2 separate regions of the Homo sapiens genome follow, and region 2 is linked to region 1. Evidence: chromatin loops called from intact Hi-C (ENCODE). Cell type or tissue: Panc1. All regions are shown on one strand. Each heading gives the region's core, and the rest is flanking DNA. Links, peaks and the distances in the headings are about the cores only.

The links. A loop is a pair of places that touch in the nucleus more often than their neighbours do. Peaks named below come from ENCODE experiments on the same cell type or tissue, not always from the same donor. Only the 100,000 strongest peaks of a DNase experiment are listed, where the experiment ranks them.
Region 2: a loop joins it to region 1, with 8 times the contacts of the local background. A loop is called at or near these places in 3 of 110 quality-filtered maps.

Annotation. Positions count from the first base shown.
Region 1 is chr16:31,522,559-31,531,703 of GRCh38, forward strand. AHSP (alpha hemoglobin stabilizing protein) reads left to right here and starts at 5,342. Exons shown (of 3, transcript NM_016633.4): 1 at 5,342-5,404; 2 at 5,578-5,656; 3 at 5,900-6,245. The coding sequence starts at 5,582. The coding sequence ends at 6,133. In Panc1, for the core only: no CTCF peak of the experiment used is centred there; no DNase peak of the experiment used is centred there; H3K4me3 peaks cover 1,305 bases; H3K27me3 peaks cover 638 bases.
Region 2 is chr16:31,473,738-31,482,882 of GRCh38, forward strand. It overlaps TGFB1I1 (transforming growth factor beta 1 induced transcript 1), which reads left to right. Exons shown (of 11, transcript NM_001042454.3): 4 at 98-240; 5 at 415-502; 6 at 613-718; 7 at 826-1,020; 8 at 2,275-2,448; 9 at 2,744-2,825; 10 at 3,125-3,273; 11 at 3,573-4,221. The coding sequence ends at 3,839. Among named protein-coding and RNA genes, the nearest start is that of SLC5A2, 4.8 kb to the right of the region's middle. RefSeq lists enhancers at 1,809-2,541, 2,542-3,273, 3,274-4,006 and a silencer at 3,300-3,389. In Panc1, for the core only: no CTCF peak of the experiment used is centred there; no DNase peak of the experiment used is centred there; H3K4me3 peaks cover 1,573 bases; H3K27ac peaks cover 367 bases.

The DNA of each region.
Region 1 (9,145 bases), core at 815-8,814:
AGGGGAGTCCCTGCCCCTGGGCCCTTCTCACGTTTCCTTCCTTCTCCCAATTGCCAATCTCACCTGCCTGAAATTTACAAGGGGCGTTGTCCCAGACCACCAGAATAGGGACCCTTCAACAATTCCCTCAATTCTATGCCATCCATCTGATTAGAGGATTTATTTCCAATACAATTGGAATTTCTGTTTCATAAATATTTATTAAAATTTGAAACATTCACTTTGGTAAACCGCATTTTACTAAATATGTGTCTATATATGTTATATATATATATAAATTTCCTCTTGAATATATATGTCAGAGCTGTCTATCCATGTATTTATACAGAGAGAGAGTGAGACAGAGAGACCAACAGAAAGACACAGCACATGAGAGAAGTTGCAAGTAAGTAGAATGGGAGTGAACAAAATACAAGCACAAAAGCATGTGAGTTATCTTAGGATAAAGTTAAGTGGGGATAGTGGAATAGAAATACAAGTTCAAGAAGTAAAAGGCATGTTGTAAAACTCCCAGCTGCTAAGGAAAAACCTGTTTGGTTTTTAAAAAAATATATAGTGGTCAGGGCCAAATCACCACCCCATTAACATTGTGTTGGACACATTCAAAAGAGCGATGTGCGGTTTGTTTAAATGTGTTTGGATCCTGTCACAATTAAAAGCCTTTGCTATGATTTAAATGTATGAGGCAAAAATAAATGTCTACAAAACTTGTGTGGGAGTATACACAAAGATTCTTTAGAAGGATTGGATGAAAGAATTTGAAGACAGTTAAAGGAAAGAATCCCTAGCTGACATTACTTTTCCTCCTGAAACATGCAGTGGGGCTGCCCAGGCCTTTGTCTCCATTTGTTCTATTTACCTGTAGGAAAATAAGACTTGGTTCTCATCATAATTTTAGCAGTCATGACGTACATGGCCTCAAGGGAGTTCCAGAGGATGTTTTAGGCTCCAGGAGCCATTTAAGGGATGTTTCTTTCCAAAGAAAATGTTCATGTCATGAATTTTATTCCACTAACATAATCTGAACATACGGGTCTACCTTTAAATAATGGGCCAGATGACCCCTGTTTATCTAGGAGTGCAGTCTTCTGTCAGGGCAGATGTCCTTTCTACTGTGGAGAATTGCATTTTGAGACCCTATGAGTCTGAGCATATCTGTAAGGGGCTGCTGCTGTCTATTATTAGGGCGGCCTCTTTAGCTTTGGCTCTACACCATGTGGCTTGAAGATTTTCCTTGAATTTGACCTGAGCCCCTGACCCCACCCACATTGCTGGGGAGGAGGGGCCCGTTCTGGACTCTGGCACCTGTAACTCCTGACCCCCGGTCTTGCTTGCAGCGGAAAAGGAGAGGCAGAAGAGGGAGGTGCACACTCAGCCACTCTGGGCATCCTTCCTGGGTGGACTGGGCCCCCTGCAGGGCCTGCTCTCACCTACCCAGGAGCACAGCTGATCTCGGCTGGGTCTCCCTCAGCACACTCAGGATGTGTGGGGCAGGTGTCTGCGAGTCCCCGGGGGACTCAGGTTCCTGGCCAGTCTCACTGCCCCCTGCCCCAGCATTGAGACCCTCATGTGGCTGCAGATGTGGCTGATAGTGCCAATCAAGGGAGCCTCTGTCTTCCCAAACTTAAATTTCCCCTCCCATAACCTATAACTTCAGCCCCCTCCATTTTCTGAGCTAAGCTCCAATTAGTGAAAACAAAGTCAAGTGGGAGTCAGGGGACAGGAAAGTGGCCCAGGGGTGGGGCAGAAGAGGGGGAAGGGACAAGTCTCTCTCGAATGGATCCAGAGTGAGCTCCTCCCTCTTGCGAGTAGCCATGCTGCCAAGACGCTGACCTTCAGATGCGCAAGGCTCATGTCTCCTCCCCAGCCCTGGGACCCTCTGGAGGCTGCAGGTCCTGATTGCTGTGCCAGTCACAGCAGGAACAGGCCCCAAAAACGTCACATCTCCAGGAAATAAGACCAAGGTTCCACCTAACCAGTTCAGCTCTCACCTCCCTCCCAAAATGTTCACAGGGGAAACCATGGGCCAAACTATGTAACATGAAATCTACAACCTTTTTGCCCTGACTCCAACCTGGTACTGCCACGAGCAAGTCAGGGTTTTGCGTTGACTGAGTGGGATTTGGGTCATCAATTCCAATCAGATTTCTGGAGAAGGCTCTTCTTTCCCTGATGATTGAGGTCTTCATTGCAGTCCTCTCGGTGGAAGGAGAGGCCTTCCTGGAAGTCCAAACAGTTCTCTTTTCCTCCCTCTGGCTAATTTCTTGTTCAGCTGAAGCAGAGCCTGCCTCGATGAGGGAGTTCCTATTAGGTTTCTTAATTTTTAAGAGACATCACCAGAAGTGAATTCCTCTGTAAATCAGCAGTGCTTTATTTTTCTGTTGCAGAATGAGTTTGTGATCCTGGTTTTCTACAATTCTTTAGCAAATGTGTTTTTGTAATCTCACGTTCAACCCTTCCTTTATTGATGTATCTAGCATGCTGAAAGGGAATCAGTTTCCCCTGCTATTCTCAAGACACTGGTTGAGGGAGGAGACTTCAATTCTTCACTACATCTCACTAATTTTACTCTGCAATTCATTATAGTCCAGGTAGTTAGATTAGTTCCAACTGTGCCAGGAAATTTTGAGGAATGAACAAAATTAGATTTTTTTTTCCTTTTTTTTTTAAAAGATGGGGTCTCACTATGTTGCCCAGGCTGGTCTTGAACCCTTGGGCTCAGACGATCCTGCCGTCTCTGCCTCTTACAGGCATGAGCCACTGTGCGTGGCTTCAATGTTAGATGTGTTCTTGGCAGCATGGTCTTCTAAGCCATCTGAGGCAGCACCATCTCTTTTGAGTTTCCTGGCATGTACCAGAGACCTTCCTGAAACTTTTCCTTAATGAGCTTTGGAAGGGCATTGGGATCTTGATCTTTCCCATCTGGTAATGAATTATTTTTAAAGAAATATTTAAGAAAAATTATTTAGAAGTGAAAGGATGTAGGAGACAGTCGGCCTGGTGTGATGTGAGAAAGACTGGACCTGGTGGTCATTGCTGGCTTTCAAGCTGGAAAGGGACCAGGAGTGAAAGAATGTGGGTTCTTCTATAGACTAGAAGAGGAAAGAAAAAGAACTCTTTTTCAGAGATTCCAAGGGGAACACAGCCTAGAGGACAACTTAATTTTAGCCTAGTGAGTCTCATTTTAGATTTCTGACCTCTAAGTCTGTAAGATAATAAATTTATTTATTTATTTATTTATTTAGAGACAAGGTCTCACTCTGTCACCCAGGCTGGAGTGCAGTGGCGTGATCTTCGCTCACTGCGGCCTCTTCCTCCTGGGTTCAAGCGATTCTCCTGCCTCAGCCTCCCAAGTAGCTGGGATTACAGGTGCATGCCACCATGTCTGGCTAATTTTTGTATTTTTAGTAGAGAGGGGGTTTCGCCATGTTAGCCAGGATGGTCTCGAACTCCTGACCTCAAGTGATCTGCCTGCCTTGACCTCCCAAAGTGCTGGGATCACAGATGGGAGCCACCGTGCCTGGCCGGTAACACATACTTTCCACCCTATATAAATGAAAACATGTTCACATGGAAACCTGTACACAAATGTTTATAGCAACTCTATTCACACTTGCCCCAAAGTACAAACAATCCAGATGTCCTTCCGTGGCTGAATGAACAAACTACAGTGCATCCATACAATGCAATGTGTCCACTGACACTTGTGACAACTTGGATGGAGCTCAAGAACATCATGCTGACCAAAAAAAGTCAGTCTCAAAGGTTACATACTGTATGATTCCATTTATATGACATCCTGAAAAAGGCTTAACTGTAGTGATGAACAGATAAGTGGTTGCCAGAAGTTATGGGTGAGGGTAGGGGTGGCTACAAAAGGGTAACGTGAAGGAGTGGTTTTTGGGTGACAGAAACATTCTGTATCTTAACTGCGTTTGTAGTTACACAAATCTGTTATAAAATTAATAAACTAGGCCAGATGCGGTAGCTCACACCTGTAATCCCAGCACTTTGGGAGGCCAAGGTGGGTCGATCACTTGAGGTCAGGAGTTCGAGACTAGCCTGGCCAACATGGTGAAACCCCATCTCTACTAAAATACAAAAATTAGCTAGGCGTGGTGATGCACGCCTGTAATCCCAGCTACTTGGGAGGCTGAGGCAGGAGAATCGCCTGAACCTGGGAGGTAAAGTTTGCAGTGAGCTGAGATCGCATCACTGCACTCCAGCCTGGGCCACAGAGGGAGACTCCCTCTCAAAAAAAAAAAATTTAATATACTGTACACCAAAAGGAAGTCAGTTTTGCTGTATATTGATTAAAAAATGCTACAACCAAAAAGGCAAATCAACAAAGCTTTATGAGTGTATAGGCACCTATGAATGTTGGGTTTTGAATGGAAAAAAAAAGTGACAGGAAATATACAATGTTTAATGCTGGTTACTTTGGAGGGGGCAAAAATGATTCAGTTTTTCAGTGTACGTTTTTGTATTGTTTTAATTATTTCAATTAGTATATAGTGATTTTGAAATTTGAGAAACATCTACTGAAAATGGAAAATATCTGGAAAAATATTTAAAAAGAGGAAAAAGAGTATTTCTGCTTTATTGGGTACCTGTTGACAGGGTAGTAAACAAGACAAATCCATCTCCATTCTTTTTTTTCTTTTGAGATGGAGTCTCGCCCTGTCACCCAGGCTGGAGTGCTGTGGTGTGATCTTGGCTCACTGCAACCTCTGCCTCCTGGGTTCAAGCGATTTTCGTGCCTCAGCCTCCCAAGTAGCTGAGACTACAGGTGCCCGCCACCACGCCCGGCTATTTATCTCCATTCTTATGGAGCACAGCGTGGTGGAGTTCAGTCCACACGCTTACAGGTGGCTTATCTGCAAAATGTGTCTAAAAAGAAATTTTATAGGATAAATATTTTGTACATGTTTGAAACAGTGCTTGGCACAAATGAATAAATGTAATGCAAGCTGCTATTAATACATCATCTCCGAATTGGGAGAATCATTGCGATCACATCGTTGTGATTACACAAAAGCCTCTGTCATGTAATAGGGCTCAGTAAACGTCAATTTCCATAGCATTTCGAGCCTGGATACTGAAATATGGGGCAAAAAGCAGGAACATGCCCCTGGTTTGGCTCTTGCCTTCTTGCATTTCCTGGGTTTCCTCATTTATCTTTTTTTTTTTTTTTTTTGGCCTTGTTATCTTTCTACCTTCAGGGAAGCCTCTCCCTTCTTCTCCTCCCTAGAATGACCTATCACCCTCCTTCAGGACCTAGATGCAGGGCGTTTCTATCTTAGGCTGACACTTGACTCCTTGCCTACATCTATAGCTTGGCACAGAGAGATTCACGCACCCTCAAGAGTGTGGGTGAGACATATACAGCCTGTTAGACCTGAAGGTGAGCCCAACCTGGGAAAATCGTGACCTCAGAGCAGGGCAGGATGTGAAAGGTTTTGGAAAGGAGATAGCCCTGCAGGGCAGGAGGGATTTTTAAGGGGAGGAAGTGGGTTGGGGGAAATACCCAGTGAGGAGGGAAACAGATATGTAAATTCTACCCTTTTCTCTACCCAGGCAGATGGCTCTTCTTAAGGCCAATAAGGATCTCATTTCCGCAGGATTGAAGGAGTTCAGCGTTCTGCTGAATCAGCAGGTGAGTCCAAGCTTTCCATTTCAAAGGACTGGCCTGGAGACTGGGGGGTGCCGGGGAAGTGGAGGAAGAGGATAATTGGAGCTGGTGAAGTAATGGTGGAGTTGATGGAAACAACGAGAGACACGGGATACAATGCAGAGGAAAGAGAATGTGAGAGTTGGTGCTGTGGCACTATTCTAGTATTCCCGAATCCCATTGCTGACCACATTCTCCCTTGCCAACTGCCTCTCCGCAACCCCCCAGGTCTTCAATGATCCTCTCGTCTCTGAAGAAGACATGGTGACTGTGGTGGAGGACTGGATGAACTTCTACATCAACTATTACAGGCAGCAGGTGACAGGGGAGCCCCAAGAGCGAGACAAGGCTCTGCAGGAGCTTCGGCAAGAGCTGAACACTCTGGCCAACCCTTTCCTGGCCAAGTACAGGGACTTCCTGAAGTCTCATGAGCTCCCGAGTCACCCACCGCCCTCCTCCTAGCTCAGGGACCCAGCCCCTCCTCTCTGAGAAACTCTGACCTTCATGTCCTTAGGCTGTGCTCCTGCCACTCTACCCTGACACCTCAATAAAGACCAGTGCTGGTTTTGTTGGACTTCCTGGCTTCTCTTTCATGGTCTGTCCTGACATGTGGAGGCACTCGGTCCCTTTCCTTCCGCCCTCCTTCTTAGATATGCTCTTGGAAGCTTAATTCCTTACAGCAGAGGTTAGCAGCCTTGAGTGACCACCGGGCAGCGATTCTAAACTAAAACAGGCTGAACGAGGGCCAGGAAGGCGGGACTAGAGAGAGTGCAGAGCTGCAGGGGAGGGGGTGGCAGAAACAAGAAAGGGGGATAGAAGTCCTCCAGACATTGTCCTGTGACCTGCTTGTCGAGGAGGAAACTGTTGGAAGTCTCCCAGTCTTGTTCATCCTGCGCCAGGTCCACCGCCTCGACTTTTCAATCCCCTGTCCTTAGCCCCAGCTCAAACTACATTCTAGGATCTTCGGACTCTGACTACCGCAAAATACCTCCCCGGAGCCCCAGGCATCGCAGGAATTTAGAGTTGGAAGGGATCCTGGGAACCCTTTAGCGCGCCCCTTATATTTCAGGAGGGGAAGCCACTTCCCTTTGGCTCCAACATCCCTGGGCGCAGATGCCAGGATTGGGAAGCAGAGGAATCCGCCTTCCCCCCACCCCAAGCTTCTCAGATCAATTCCCGGTCTAGCTCCCTTTCTCCCAGACCTCCAGACTCGAAGCCTCTATTTTAGGGCTCTGGGCGGAACCAGGGACGGGCCAGACTCAAGAGCTTTTTAAAAACGAAATGAAGGTGTTAGACCCGCGGCGCAGTCTCCAGGAAAAGCCTCCACGCGCAGAGGGGAGGGCCCTCCGGGGGAGGGTGCGCGGGGCGGGGGCGCGCGGGGGGAGGGGGTTCCCGGGGTGCTGAGCGGGGGCGGGGGTGCGCGGGGCGGGGGCGCGGCTAGGAGGCGCCGCACAGCAATCAGACGCGGCTCAGGGTGCGCGCGGGGAGCTGGAGGGCGCAGTTCTGGACCTTTTCGGTGTTCTCTCTAACGCGGGAAAAGTTTGGGGCCCAGAGGGATTGCTCCTCGTTCCAACCTCCAGCAAGCTTTCCTCTGGGACTTGTGAACCGACTGTTGTTTTGTAGGTCTCTGCAGCCTGGATCAGGGTGGAAAGGGAACCCGCTCAGTGTCCCCAGCGGTGCTTCCAACCCTGGGGTGTGGTCGGCCCTAGATCCAGCTTGGGAGAGTGGCGCCTCCCAGGGAAGCAGGCGGCGAGCTCCTCTGGGTTGGGGTCGGTGGTCCAGGCAGAGTCTGGGGCCTTCTCCACGGCACCTCTCAGGAAATCTCAGTCTGTGAGTGAGGACCAGAGCCCGCTCAGGCGGGACAGTAGTCGGCAGCCTCACCTTTGCAAGAGAGACCTGGCCTGGTGTGTGTGGGTGGAGGAAAGTGAGTGGGGGACGCTAGGAGAGCGCACAGCACAACGCTCCGGTGCCTTATGCAGAATGGCGAAATGTTTGCATGTAACCCACGCACATCTCTTCGTGGACTTCACATCATGGCTAGATTACTTACAATACCGACTACAACGTCAATGCTGTGCAAATAGTTGTTACACTGTATTATTTAGGGAGTAACGACAAGAAAAAAAGCCTGTACATGTTCAGTACAGAGGCAACCATCCATTTTTCTCCCCAAATATTTTCCATCCTTGGTTGGTTGAATCCACAGATGCGGAACCCACAGATACGGAGGGACCACTGTATTTGTCTTTCAGCTTAGCTGAAAAGAATGTTAGAAGCCGCTTTGGCTCAATTCATGAAGAGGAATTTTCCATACCTTTATAACTATCCAGCTATGGGAGCTGCTGAGCTAAGCACTTCTCAGGTGCTCAAAGGAAAATGACCAATTACAGGTGTAAGGTAGAAAAGATTCTCACTGGGAAGTTCAACATTGAAACTCCATTCCGACCATTCCATAAGCTTGTGCAATTGAGAAGCTGCAAAAAATATTTTTAAGACAGAAAAATCTGTTACCTGCACTTTCTGCTCTCATATTACTATCAACGAAGTGACTGGTTATAAATCTACAAGAAGTAAAATTGGGGATATTTTGATTTTTCAGAGACGGTGATATGAACCTGATGGTTCATAATAATAAAAATAAAATAACTAAAGCAGAGAGTGCCCCAAATCCATTACTGTTCCTGAAGGAAAATAAATTAGAATTAGTAAGAATAACCTTCTTTTGCTTAGCAGTATCTGAATTAATACTAGAAATAAGATTGTAAATAAATGGTAAAACATTATAGCCATAACCCTGCCCTTATCCTCACCCTCATATTGAACCTGACCTAGAGCTGACCCTGAACTTGAGCCTCACCTCTAGCTTCATCTTGCCCCTGATCATAATGGACACCTTGCCCTCACAATGACCCTGACTCTCACACTGACATTGCCTCTCATTCTCATTCTTATACTGATCCTGATGCTGAATTGGACCCTAAACTTTACCTGATCCTAATTTTCACCCTGTCTCTGACCCTCAACCTGAATCCTACCCTGACCCTTACCCTGAAATTGACCTTCACTGACCCTTCCCTTAGCATGATGTTGACTCTGACCCTCACTATGACCCTGACCCTTGATCCTCAACTTGACCTAGACAGTGATCATAATTATGACTTTTTTTTTTTTTAAAGAGGCAGGGTCTTGCTCTGTCACCCAGGCTGTAGTGCAGTGGTGCCAGCATGGCTCACAGCAACTTTGACCTCCAGAGCTCAAGCGATCCTCCTACCTCAGCTTCCTGAGTAGCTGGGACCACAGGTGCATGCCACTATGCCTGGCTATTTTTTTTTGTATTTTTTGTAGAGATGGGGTCTCACTATGTTGTCCATGCTGGTCTTGAACCCCTGGCCTCAAGCAAGCCTCCCACCTTAGCCTCCCAAAGCACTGGGACTACAGGTGTGAGCCACTGCACCTGGCCTTTAACCATGACTC
Region 2 (9,145 bases), core at 672-8,671, 49 kb before region 1:
AGGGGCCTGGAAACCAGGGCATGGGGGCCAACTGAGTCTCAGGTGAGGAGGCTTGGATTCCCCACCCCTGAACCCAGGCTCCCACTCTGCTTCCCAGCACGGTATGCAAGCCTCGGTCCCCAAAGCCTGCAGCCCCGGCGGCCCCTCCATTCTCCTCTTCCAGCGGTGTCTTGGGTACCGGGCTCTGTGAGCTAGATCGGTTGCTTCAGGAACTTAATGCCACTCAGTTCAACATCACAGGTACCAGGGTGACTGAGAGAGGCCTTGATGCGATAGGGGCAGGGGAGGGAAGGGTGGGGCAGAGACTAAGAGGAATACACTTCCCAGAGTAGCAGTTAAAGGGACCTAAAGCCTCAAGTGTGAGGGTGCGTTGAGCATGGCCCTATATGTAGCGTCCTCCTCTCCTCTCTCCAGATGAAATCATGTCTCAGTTCCCATCTAGCAAGGTGGCTTCAGGAGAGCAGAAGGAGGACCAGTCTGAAGATAAGAAAAGACCCAGCCTGTGAGTTTGGCGTCGTTGTCAGGGCTGAGAGATGAGTCCTGGATATCTGAGTCACTAGAGGGAGCGTTGCTCTGGGAGGCTCTGAGATGACACAAGCATGTTCTTCACAGCCCTTCCAGCCCGTCTCCTGGCCTCCCAAAGGCTTCTGCCACCTCAGCCACTCTGGAGCTGGATAGACTGATGGCCTCACTCTCTGACTTCCGCGTTCAAAACCATGTGAGTTGGGCAGTGGGCCAGTGTCCATTTGTGGCTCCCCAACCCCTTCTAGACAATTCCACATCTGCTGCTTTGCTGACTCAATTCTCATGTCCTCCCCGCTGCAGCTTCCAGCCTCTGGGCCAACTCAGCCACCGGTGGTGAGCTCCACAAATGAGGGCTCCCCATCCCCACCAGAGCCGACTGGCAAGGGCAGCCTAGACACCATGCTGGGGCTGCTGCAGTCCGACCTCAGCCGCCGGGGTGTTCCCACCCAGGCCAAAGGCCTCTGTGGCTCCTGCAATAAACCTATTGCTGGGCAAGTAAGTGGAGCCTTGTGAGAAGGGAGGCAGAGACCTGTCACAGACCCATCTTTAGTGAGAGCTGGGCTTTATGCTGTTCCCTTTTAGTAAGTTAATCTGGGAAGTGGGTATCATTATTACTTATGTTTTATGGATGAGGAAACTGAAGCTCTGAACCACACAGCAGGTTAGTGGTAGGGTGAAAATTCCAACCATGTTACCATTTATTGTGGTCCTACTGTGTGCCAGGCACTGTGCCAGCTCCTTTACAAACCCTCATCTCATCTGATCTTCACAAAACACTCTGTGGCTCCACCCAATATCTCTCAGGCATCTACAAAGGCTCTCTCTTCCTCCGTCAGAGTCTGGACTGGGTTCACTGGTCCTTGTTTTATTGACTGAGCAGATGTGATTGACAACAGCTGTGCCTAGGGGTTAACCTAGTGCCCCCTGCTAGATCAAGTACCTGACTCCCAGCCCAGAATTGCCCATCTCAGCAAAGGAGGGTGGCATTGTGACTTTTGTGGATCATAGGCACTTTCATCTTCATGAGTCCCTTCGTCCATTAAAATAAATAGATTTTTATGTCTGTGTTGGTGTAAAGATGGGTATGTTATTATTGTGTATTACAGCATTTTCTTCTAGTTCATTTTTTTATTCTGAATTTTTAAAAACGGATTTTTCACTTCCTCCCTCTTATTTATTTTGAGGCAAATTCTCACTCTTGTGACCCAAGCTGGAGTGCAGTGGTGCGATTGTGGCTCACTGCAGCCTCGACCTTCTGGGCTCAAGTGATCCTCCCAGCTCAGCCTCCCGAGTAGCTGGGACTAAAGGCGCCCGCCACCTCGCCCAGCTAATTTTATTTATTTATTGTAGAGATGGGGCTTCGCCATGTTGCCCAGGCTGGTCTCAAACTCCTGGACTCAAGTAATCCTCCCACCTCAGCCTCCCAAATGCTAGGATTAGAGGCACGAGCCACCCAGCCTGATCGTATTTTGATTTTAAAAAAATTAAAACGTTTTTATGGGCCCCTAAATGTATTGTGGGCTCCAGGCGCTGTGCCTGCTGTGCCTCATGTATAGGTCAATCCTGGAGCGCAGCTGGAAGACGGAACACGGGAGCTAGATCTCCATCGCTTACAGGCTGCGTGATCTCGAACACTGGATTCTTTATTCTGATCGCTCAGAGAGGACTCGAAAAACGCCGCGTAAATCTTGCCTCACTGGGCATGTGGTTGTCAGAGCCGCTCTGACCCGCCTCACCTCCCACTCGCAGGTGGTGACGGCTCTGGGCCGCGCCTGGCACCCCGAGCACTTCGTTTGCGGAGGCTGTTCCACCGCCCTGGGAGGCAGCAGCTTCTTCGAGAAGGATGGAGCCCCCTTCTGCCCCGAGTGCTACTTTGAGCGCTTCTCGCCAAGATGTGGCTTCTGCAACCAGCCCATCCGACACGTGAGCCCCGCCCGGCCGCACCGAGCCCGCCCTATCTCACCAGGAGAGCTGTGGGACGGGCCTCCACCGCATGGGTCCCGCCCCACCCGCGATACCCCACTCCACCCCTACCCCTTCCCCTTGGCAATGTCCACGGCCCCTTGGACTCCACTCTTCCTTTCTGACCCCCACGTTCCTAGTTAGATCTTCTCCCCCTCCCCCCACGCATGCCTTAGTCCAGTCACCCGGGTTCCGCGCGGGAGAGGAAGGCGCGAAGGCACGGAGGCCGCGCTGAGTGCCCTCTCCCTCCCTGCAGAAGATGGTGACCGCCTTGGGCACTCACTGGCACCCAGAGCATTTCTGCTGCGTCAGTTGCGGGGAGCCCTTCGGAGATGAGGGTGAGAGTGAACTCGACTCCCATCTTAAAAGCTGCGGGTCCCCTCGACGTCTCGCCCCAGCCCCTCCGACCTCCGGAGTCCTCAGGGCCATGGTTTTCCTTCTGCTCTCTTCTGGCCCTGCCCTCTCCTACACAGACTCCGGACCCGAGCCCTCCCCGCTCTGTCCCGCCATAGACCCGGCTCCTCCTTCCCCAAGGCTCCCTCGGACTGCCCCTCCTTCGGCCCCAGATCTCAGGTCTTGTGGGTCCCCCGTCCCGCCCGCACCCTTTGCTTTCAGCCCACTCGGTTCCCTCTCCTAGGTTTCCACGAGCGCGAGGGCCGCCCCTACTGCCGCCGGGACTTCCTGCAGCTGTTCGCCCCGCGCTGCCAGGGCTGCCAGGGCCCCATCCTGGATAACTACATCTCGGCGCTCAGCGCGCTCTGGCACCCGGACTGTTTCGTCTGCAGGGTGCGAGCTGCGGGGCGGGGCGTTGGAGGGGCGGGTCAAGGGTACAGGGCTGTGGGGCGGGGCCTTGGAGGGGCGGGTCAAGGGTGCAGGGCAGGGGGCGGGCCCTCGGGGGGGCGGGTCACGGGAGGTGCTGCTAGGAACCTCGGGTGGGGCGAGTTTTCCGGGCAGGGTCCCACCGGACGGGATTCTTCGCGTCTAGGGCGGGCTGCGGGGTCCCAGGGCGTTATCCGCTAGTAACGCGCGTTGTCTGGCAGTGGCCGCTGACCTGTCTGTCCTCTTTCGCGGCTTCCCTTCCCCAGGAATGCTTCGCGCCCTTCTCGGGAGGCAGCTTTTTCGAGCACGAGGGCCGCCCGTTGTGCGAGAACCACTTCCACGCACGACGCGGCTCGCTGTGCGCCACGTGTGGCCTCCCTGTGACCGGCCGCTGCGTGTCGGCCCTGGGTCGCCGCTTCCACCCGGACCACTTCACATGCACCTTCTGCCTGCGCCCGCTCACCAAGGGGTCCTTCCAGGAGCGCGCCGGCAAGCCCTACTGCCAGCCCTGCTTCCTGAAGCTCTTCGGCTGACAGCCCGCTCGGCTCGCCCTCTCCCCCGGAGGCCGCGCCCTCCCGGAAAAGCCGGGTCCTCCAGACCCCGAGGCCTTGCTCTCAGAGCGGGAGGCCCCACCCACTGGAGAGCCCCGCCCCTAAGGTACTATGAGTCCTCAGGGGTCAAGTTCAGAAACGGCCCAGCCAGACCTAAACCCACACGCCCACAAAGTGGATTGCACACAGACAAGAACTCCCGTGCGGGCCTCCACTCTATTCCCACCCTTGAGGGAGCCCCCTTACTGGGGGAGGGTCCTTGCAATTCCAGCGAATCGGAGGCCAGGCCAGGACGTCCTTGCTCCCTGCACCCTCACTGTTCTGTGCACTTTTTCTACCTACATAAACACACGCATTCCACCTCTCCCTGGTGCTGTCTCTGAATGCGCGCAGGAGCTTGGCCCTGACTCCCCACCCCCGCGCTGGCTCTGTCCCCGGCCGTCTCTAGGTCACTGCCCTGTGGCCGCAGCGGGACCTGCAGCCTCAGCCCTTGCAGGTAGCCACTCCTGCACTTCCTACTTCAAGTATCAGATGAGCCTGAGGCTGGAAAGTGTGGCGACTCGCGCAGGACTGTACAGATAGTGGCAGAGCCAGGACAAGAGCTCCAACTGGGGCCCCACCGAATATTCCCGCCCTCATTACTCTTTCTTCAGTTCTATATTTTGTTTTGTTTTGTTTTGTCCTAAGAGATGAGGTCTCACTTTGTCGCCCAGGCTGGAGTACAGTGGTGCCATAGCTCACTGCAACCTCGAACTCCTGGTCTTGAGCGATCCTCCCGCCTTGGCCTCCCAAAGTACTGGGATTGCAGGTGTGAGCCACTGTGCCCGCCCTTCCCTTTATTCTTGAAATAAGCGCTTACAGTGGTTCATGCCTGTAATCCTGGCACTGTGGGAGGCCAGGGCGGGTGAATCACTTGAGGCCAGGAGTTTGAGACCAGCCTGGCCAACATGGGGAAACCCCGTCTCTACTACAAATACAAAAATTAGCTGGGTATGGTGGCACACGCTTGTAATCCCAGCTTCTCTGGAGGCTGAGGCAGGAGAATCAATTGAACTTGGGAGGCAGAGGTTGCAGTGAGCCGAGATCACGCCACTGCACTCCAGCCTGGGCAACAGAGCGAGACTCCGTCTCAAAAAAAAAAAAAAAAAAAAAAAAAAGAAAGAAAAGAAAGGAAGAAAGAAAGAGAAAGGAAGAAGGAAGGAAGGAAGGAGAGAGAAAGAACTTAATCTGCTCCCCTCCTGCACTGCCTTTGGTTCCCAGATTTTTTCTCCTATTAAAGGGCCTTGAGGGATGGAGCTCTATTCAGAGTGCCAGCTGTGCTCACCTTTTGGTTCTGGGCACTAAGGTACAGCTTCCCTCTTACTATTGACCCACAACATCTTGGATCACCTGAATGTTTCATGTAGTTACGGCCTCAGCTTAACCCTTTCTCACTCCCACCCCCAGGTGTCCCAGTCAAGGCAGAACAATCAGCGCACTCAGAGCCATTACTTACTGTCCCTGCTGGCCTGTCTGCCACCACCTGAGGCTTCTCCCGGCCTAGCCCTGTGCTGGGTGGTGCTGGGTCCAGAGATGAGTCAGGCTCACTGCCCTGGAGAGCCCCAGGCTGAGGAGGCAGATACCTGGACAGAGGATGACACTTGGTGTGGCCAGGTTGTGACTGAGGGAAGCACTGGGGGCTGTAGAAGCCAGAAGGTGGCTTCTTAACCCAGACTGGGAGTCAAGGGATGCATCCTGGAGTAACTGACACCCAAGACCTGAGCCAAGTCCTAGCAGAGAAGGATGGGGCCAGGGGTTTTCAGGTGTGGAAGATGGAGCCAAGGGTTTCAGGTGTGAAGAAGTTCAGGTTCCATCTGAGTCCCTAAGTCCCAGGGTGGTCCCCTGGGTCTAGACTCTAGGGACCTCTGGTGCTGGAAATGATAGGTCCTCAGAGCCCTTTCCAGCTCATCAGGAAGAGCTAGAAGCCGCAGGGAGCATGTATGGGCACAAGGAAAAGGTGAGGCGTCCATGGCCCCAGCCTCTCCCAGGCCCCCAGATCTCTTCCTCTCTAAGGCTCCTCTCCCATGGTCTTCCCAGGTCTCCTGCTCTTCCCCTTCCACATATTCTCCCCAAAGAATGTACCCCCAACCCCAGCCTGTAATCACCTCCCTATCTTGAGGATGCCCAAATTGGCATTCATTCATTCACCAAATATTTATTGAGCACTCCTGTGCCAGGCTCTGGGGAGACAATGGGGAACCAAGCAGCTATGACCCTTGCTTTCAGGGAGCTGAAGTCTAGTAGCGGAGACAGATGACAGCCAAGTACAAAGGTGACATGCGTGATGAAGGAGCGGTACCTTCCCGACCGCCTAGCTAAAGCCAATGCTTCCCTGGTTTCCGTGCCACGGCCCCTCCCTAGTTCCTTCCTAGCATGCAGTGCTCTTGCAAGTAGGAGTTTTTGTTTTTGTTTTTTTGAGACAGAGTTTCGCTCTGTTGCCCAGGCTGGGGTGCAGTGGTGCCATCTGGGCTCACTGCAACTTCTGCCTCCTGAGGTTGAACCTCTGGGTTCAAGCGATTCTCTTGCCTCAGCCTCCTGAGTAGCTGGGATTACAGGCTTGTGCCACCACTCCTGGCTACTTTTTTTCTGAGATGGAGTTTCGCTCTTGTTGCCCAGGCTGGAGTGCAATGGCGTGATCTCAGCTCACTGCAACCTCTGCCTCCCGGGTTCAAGAGATTCTCCTGCTTCAGCCTCCCGAGTATCTGGGATTAGAGGCATGCACCACCACACCCGGCTAATTTTGTATTTTTAGTAGAGACGGGGTTTCTCCATGTTGGTCGGGCTGATCTCGAACTCCTGACCTCAGGTGATTCACCCGCCTTGGCCTCCCAAAGTGCTGGGATTACAGGCGTGAGCCACTGCACCCAGCCCTAATTTTTATATCTTTAGTAAAGACGGGGTTTCACTTTGTTGGCCAGGCTGGTCTCGAACTCCTGACCTCAGGTGATTCCCCTGCCTCAGCCTCCAAAAATGCTGGGATTACAGGCATGAGCCACCACACCTGGACCTTATTGTTTCTGGCTTCTGTCTGATTCTGCAACCGGAACAGAAGCTCCCGAGAGCAGGCAGTGCATTTGTTTTGCTGACCATTTTCTCCCTGGTGTCTAGAACAGGTCCAGTACATAGCCAGTCTCCATACGTGTTTGTTAATGAAGGAAGGAACCAGGAAGGAAGGAAAGAGAGAGAGTACAATGGATGAAATAGAGAACTAAGTTAGGGGAGGTGGGGAAGAGATTACTTTCACCAGGTAGTAAAATGTAAGGTCTCAGCTGAGAGCCGAACATGGAGAAGGAGCCAGCTGTGCAAGGCGCCAAGGAGAGCATTCCCGGCAGACAGGAAGCAGGTGCAAAGGCCAGGGAGGAGGAGAGAGTCTGATGCCTTGGAAGAAAGAAGGCCACTGTGGCTGGACTGGAGCCAGCAATGGGGAGGCCAAAGAGGAAGGAGATGTCACATCATGAAGGCCTTTGACGGCCGTGGTGAAGGGACCTTATCTGAAATGTCTGTAACACACACGTGTCCTCTGACACTTGGCACTGGATTTCTCTCAGGCACTTTAAACTCATCACCCTCTGAAGCAGACACTGTGGGTGCCCCACCCATATACCTGCATGGCCCACCTTGGAAGTCATATACTGTGACAGTTTCCAGATACCCTGACTTGCAGCTCCTTCTGGAGTTTCTTGTCTGAGGCTGTTCTTGGGAGGAGGGAGTGTGCTCCGTGTTCTCAGCAGGCCTGAAGTGTGTGGACATTTCTGCAGCTTTTAGCCAGTGACAGACACAAATCAGGGAATAGATACCCCAACCACCTGGCCCCTCAAGGAACATTGCTATGGGGTGTTCTTCACAGTGTCTCAGAGTGTCCTTTTTGGGATGAGGCTCCAACTGCTCTTTGTGGTAACCTGACAAATGACACACCCTTACGCCAGGCGTGGTGGCTCACACCTGTAATCCCAGCACTTCGGGAGGCTGAGGCAGTTTGGCTCAGGATTTTGAGACCAGCCTGGGCAACACAGTGAAACCCCATCTGTATAAAAAATACAAAAATTAGCCAAGTGTTGTGGCGTGCCCGTAGTTCCAGCTATTTGGGAAGCTGAGGTGGGAGGATCCCTTGAGCCCAGGAGGTCGAGGCTGCAGTGAGCTGTGATCACACCACTGTACTCCAGCTTTGGTGACACAGCAAGACCCTGTCTCAAAACAAAGAAACACATGCTTTGTTGGTTTTTCTCCTTGTTTCATTTCTCTTCCCTACACCATCACAGTCCATACTGGAATCACCTCCTCAGGAAAGTCGTTGCACACAAATTCTCATCTCAGGGTCTCCTTTTAGAGGAATACAAGCTAAGGAACTCCTTCATCCAAACTCTGTCATATTACACTCAAAGCATTTTTCTCTGTTCCCCATCTCCGGGATGACCATCGCTGCCATAATCAGGCAGGACTTTCCTTCGACTGTCTCCTGACATCCAAGTCTGGTCAATTCTTCTAGAAAGGTAGACATACAGATATTAACCAGCCTCTCCCTTCTTGAATCCAGTCCTGTGCTGAGAAATGAGACTCCAGGGATGAATCAGATCAGTCCTGCTCTTTTTAATTTTTATTTATTTATTTTTTAAGAGATGAGGTCTCACTCCGCTGCCCAGGCTGGTTTCAAACTCCTGAGCTCAAGTGAGCCTCCTGCTGCAGCCTCCCAAAGTGCTAGGATTACAGGCATGAGCCCCCACACCCAGCCAGTCCTACTCTTGAGGAGACACTAGTTTGTTGGGAAGACAGACCTGGACCCAGGCAAGGGCCACACAGTGTGCTCAGAACTACATCAGAAATGTCAGAGAAGTCTTTCTTGAAGAGGCGACACAGGCTGGGTACTGAAAGCTGAGTAGGAGTTGGCCATTTGGGAGACAGGGAAGTGCTCTAAACAGAAGACACAGTTTGTGCAAGGATTTGGTGGGGATAAAATATCTGGTCAAAAAAAGCAAAAAGCAAAAATCTGGGCTGGGTAGGTTAAAGGAGTGGGAAAGGATTTCTGATTTCCTCTAGATTTGGTTTGGAGAAGCAGGGGGAAGGATGAGCGGGAATTGGGGCATGACCAGGATTGGAAATCAGGCTGAAGAGCTTGTACTAAGAGCTATGGAGGGTTCCTGAGGAGGGCGAGTGACCCTGTCAGACTTGGATTTGAAAATGATTCCTCTGGATTAGTTAAATCCAGGGGTGCTAGCTTAGCTAAGGAAGCGATGCATTTTTAGGGAGTAAAA